Regions from separate parts of the Homo sapiens genome. Here region 2 is linked to region 1. A link is a loop called in an ENCODE intact Hi-C map of the cell type or tissue named here. Cell type or tissue: GM12878. All regions are shown on one strand.

Region 1 (2,500 bases):
CTCGGGTTTCTTACATTCTTGTTAGAGACCACAGACTATAAATAGGTAAACAAATGAATAAAGAAGAACATTTCAAACTGTGATGTACTATAAAGGAAATAAAAAAGATCATCCGATAGAAAGTAATTGGAGAAGGTTACTTCAGGGGAGGTAGTCAGGGAAGACCTTCCTAAATGTTCTGAAAAGAGAATATTTGAACCACCACCTGAAGACTGAAAATGAGCCTTGAACCCTAGGCCTATGCTATTCAATATGGTAGCCACTAGCCATGTGTGGCTATTGAACACTTGCATATAGCTAGCTCAAGTGGAAATGTCACACAAGTGCAAAACATACACTAGATCTCCAACACTAGTACCAAAATGATAAAATATTTAATAATTTTATTATGATTACATATTGAAATGATGATGTTTTAGACATACTAGGGTAACCATTACTAAAATTAATGTTTCTTTACTTTTTTAATGTGACTACTAAAATATTTTAAATTACATATATGCTTCACCTTATATGTCTATTTAACAGCCCTGTTCTAGTTAGTTTCAGCCTACTTACTGTTATTAACATGGGCTTTTTCAGCTTTTTTTCCTTGATGAGGCTGATGGCAAGTGAATTTATGTAGTAGACTTTTCTCCAAGCATCTATGTCTATATTTATTGACTGAGGTATCTAAATATAATAATTCAATATTTGATCAAGCTTAATACAGCTCAGTGTTAAGGGATAACATGTGGTGGAGAAAGCATGTAAAATTGCCACATTTACTAGAGGAGTTGTATCATTAGTCATGTTCCTTTAGAAGGGCTCACAGAACAGATAAAAGGGGACCCTGAGTTGGTGAGGTAGGCAGAGCTAGAAGCACAAGGTAATGACAGCGTAGGAAAGGATTTCTGTGGGAAACAGCAACAGCAAAGCACGAAGATCTATTTCCATTCTCTACTTAGTGAAGGAGATTCTATTGTGTTGTAAAGCATGCCACTTCTTGCATGTTAAAATGGAATTTTTTTCTACACATTGTTTTTATACCGATGGGAATGTTAGTGACTTTAGTGTTCCTTTTTTTTTTAGATGTCTTTCTGGGAGATGTTGGCAAGTTCTCACATCCTTAATAACATTAAATTAATTCACTGCAGAGAACAAGCAGAATAGTTTTCTTTGTGCAGTGTTGTTATTCTCATTTCCTGTTGTGGCTTTTGCCATGAGGAAGAGGTTGACTACTAACACTGCATGTTTGATTTAGCAGGTGAAGTTTTTAGTATTTAATGTGAGTATTTTAGAACCCCAGATATGATGTTTGTTATGTAATCTGTACTAACAGTTTTGCAATGGGAAACTCTTCCCTTACTGGTTTGAGAGTTGAGTCATATCCTGTGAATCTAAAGCTACGTTATTTAAACATCACGGGTTCTTCTTACTTTCATTCCAAGTCGCTGCTGTGCAGAGCAGCAAGTGCTCCGTGCAGGGCTGTTGCTATCACTTGGAGGTGAACAGCCTCTTTTGCCGGTATTCAGTGAAGAAAGCAAGTCTAAATATGCAGTTCTCTCACTGGAGTGAAAGATGTTTTGTTCATTTCTAATCAACTATGCTAGACAGCTGCAAGCTGAAAAGTGCCTGCAATTTGCCATTTATTTGTAATAAGGTAAGTAACATTTTGGTTTACTCACTGGATTGTGGTAGCCTTAAATTAATGTGGCAGTTTAGGTATATGATTGTTCCTTAGAAAAATGCCTTCTCACGGGGTATTGAAGGTTGCATTTGAGATTCTAATACAGATAATTTTTAATTTACAGTATAACCTACTTGTGAGATACATAGTGTAATACATTGATATTCCTTTTATGATCATTTTTTATGAAAAATATAGTGCCTGAGAAATGGAAACATTGTGGTAGCTTTATATTGGTTTGTTTTTTTTGTTTTGTTTTGTTTTCTTGAAGGATTTAGTAGTTACCAGGTTCTTAGTTTCTTATATTTCTTTTGCTACCCTCTGATCTCAGTTAAAGGTGAAACATATATCAGATTTATATGATTATCTTTGAATAATTATAGCTCAATCATTATATTTTTCAATTGAAATAAAAAGTAGTCTTAGTAATTATTAGAAAATTTAAAGTGGAAAATTAGTGAAAGCCTCTGGACCTTTCATATTTGGCTTTCTATTTAAGTGAAAGACTAGCATACTTAGAAACTTCTGATTATTCTGTTTGTTTTAAAATTGTATGAGTTTGTTTATCACTGCCTACTTTCTCACTTGCTGTTGGAGGCAGTCATACAAATTGCATGGCTAGAGAAACCTGTGGATAGAGAATGAATGAGAGGTTTATTTTTCAAATTCTTTAAGCTTGCTTAAAGCTAATTCAAAGGTTGGGTGACACAGGAATGTTGTCTTGGCTTCATATTGGTTGAAGCAATAACATCAAATCAGTGTTTAAAGTGGTATTGGGTATCCACAGAACTTTGCATACTCATATTTAAGGCCTTTAAATTCCTTTCAGCT
Region 2 (2,500 bases), 160 kb before region 1:
ACTTGCGTGTGAACACCAGGTTAGCATCATATCTAATCTATACTACTACATCTCTTATGTGTGCAAGGCATGATTCTCAAACTTAAGGTCAGTATCTGAATATCAGCTTTTAAATGCAGGTAAGCATTGTAGATATAACCTAAAATGAAAATAGCCTTATGTTATTTTTATGTCAAATGTTGAATTCCAAAAAATTAAATAGAAATAGGCAAATTGTACAAACATTAAGAGATACTGATTTCGCTAGTTAACTATATGAAGAACATTATATGTTTTCAATACATATACAGTTATAAAAATTATGAAATTTGTATGTAAATAAATATATATTATAAAAGTTTAAATGCCAATGCAAAGAATAATAATACAGATGAGATCATAGTATATTTCCAACCTTTGTAGAATCGTTAACCCATATAGAAAACTTTATGACTCAAAATTTCATGAGGAGGAAAAATTGGATAAAAATGTGTAATAACATATGTAAGAAATCTTCAATTTGACATAATAAAAAAATTAAAAATGTGAAGAAGAAAATGTTAGAAAAAGTGTGAGGAGAGAGATACAGTGGTATAATAAAATGAAGAGCCTCATAGGAAGAGAGATCATCTGTCCTAATCAACTATCAAAAGCAAGTGACCCTCACCTCTTTCCACCCTCTCAGTCCTTTAGAAATTAGAAAAGCAAAGAAGAGAGTAGTAAACATGTACCCAGGAGTTTCTGTAACTTAATACTGGAAAATACCTATATCAAGAGAAAATAATTAGCAAAGTCATTGAACATCTTTAACCCAAGCCAGGTAGCCTCTGAATTAAGACATTTAGTCTTCAATTACAGACCTCTAGGAATGACTCCTGTTTCTGTTTTGTTTGATTTTCACAAGTCTTATAATTCATCCCCAGAACTAGACTCATCAGATATGTCTGGTGGCAACATCTTTAATTAAACTCTTTATTAAAATCTACAGCTGTCAAAATAAATAAACCTTAAAGCACAGAAATAAATTTGAGAGGGCTTTTCCATTAAGGCATTACCTGGAAGAGATTTTTCCAGAAAATTGAGTGCTCGGACAATGATCACTGTCATAATTTGGGCTAATTGTGGTCATAGAAAGTTTAGGAACTTGAAAACCCCCAAAGCCTAAACTGATTTAAGACTGCCTATTCTGTTTCTGCGCGTCTTCAGGAGATTTCTCCAGGGTGCTTAGATGTGCATCATAACATTTTCAGAATTTTGCCACTGGAGGGCTCAATGGCCTTTTTAATGTTTCTTCTACGAGACCAAATGTTACGTTTGTGTAACAGTGAGATGTGAGACCAAGTTTTTTCTCCCCTTTTTGAGAAAATCTGTTTTGGGTGGTACAGTTAGATGCATGATAGCCAAAAAGCTTTTGTAAATTCCCTGAAAGATGGAAATTTGTCATAGCTACATGTATACTGAAATCAAAAAGGATGCCATTCATCTCTCCCCAGAGAATACAAGGGAATTGAGATTATACCGAGCAAGGCTTGTGCTGAGTTAGATGTGCTGCATATACGCGGTGTGCTTGTGTATGTATGCTGGTGGCAGTGTGGAAGGTGGTGGAATAGTGAGGGCTTAGGGGTCTGTAGTCATCCAGGAATTGTATGATTAATGTAGTTGGTATGAGAATGAGAATAATTTTAAGGACTAATTGGAAGAATATGAGGCTTGGTATCAGGCGACTAGTGATCATGCATTGTTCCAGGATTCCTGCTGCATGTTCGGTTATAAAGGTTGTGACGGCAGTTCTGCTTTTCCTGAATGAGCTATGTGTGCCTGTGGTCCAACCTCTCTGAGGCTGGTCCTGGATCCTGGACTGAGCAAGTGAACTCTGATATGAGTGACACATTGATTTGGCATCTGCGTAATTTTTTGTGATGTTTAGGAGTAACAATGAGGTGTTATGAAAAAAGTTGGAAACAGTGTTAGCCCCCATGCAAAAGTATAAAATCAACATAAAGCAGAGAGATAGAAATATCAGAATGCCTCTCCCAGAATGTAGCAAAAACGCAATTCTATTACATTTGGTATATGATTAAGAGTTAACTATAAACTAACTGAAAGATTCACGTATTTAATGATTAATAATAATATACCAATCCAAAGACAGATGGCTGCTCAGACTGAAACCTCCTTGCAGGTAGCGGAGAGTCAGAGAAAGAAACTGTGGAGAGGCTGGCCTAAGAACTGCCCAAGGAGACCGGCATGGGAACGTCAATTCTTGTGACTTTCTCACATGGCGATGGATGTTTGTTTCTTCTAAAATTTTGAATCACTAACAAATTTCCCTTGTTCCGATTTCATGCTGCTTCTGCTACATTTGGTTTATGAGTTGGCCTTTCATAGATTTGCTACTGCAGAGAATGTACTGGTCATATCAATGTGAATATTCAGATCCATATGTCAGTTATGGTTTGCAGATTGGCCCAGCATCTCGTGTGGCATGCTGAAGGAATCAGGCTCTGTCTTAGCAGAGTCA

The links. Peaks named below come from ENCODE experiments on the same cell type or tissue, not always from the same donor. Only the 100,000 strongest peaks of a DNase experiment are listed, where the experiment ranks them.
Region 2: a loop joins it to region 1, with 2.8 times the contacts of the local background. A loop is called at or near these places in 5 of 110 quality-filtered maps.

What each region holds. Positions count from the first base shown.
Region 1 is chr5:95,080,568-95,083,067 of GRCh38, reverse strand. All of the region lies in intron 1 of MCTP1 (multiple C2 and transmembrane domain containing 1), which reads left to right. Among named protein-coding and RNA genes, the nearest start is that of MCTP1-AS1, 100 kb to the right of the region's middle. In GM12878, no CTCF peak of the experiment used is centred here; a DNase peak (open chromatin) is centred at 1,397; H3K4me3 peaks cover 1,377 bases; H3K27ac peaks cover 1,774 bases.
Region 2 is chr5:95,237,895-95,240,394 of GRCh38, reverse strand. All of the region lies in intron 1 of MCTP1 (multiple C2 and transmembrane domain containing 1), which reads left to right. All of the region lies in intron 6 of LOC105379085 (a long non-coding RNA gene), which reads right to left. Among named protein-coding and RNA genes, the nearest start is that of MCTP1, 46 kb to the left of the region's middle. In GM12878, a CTCF peak has its summit at 1,232 (motif pointing right); a DNase peak (open chromatin) is centred at 1,249.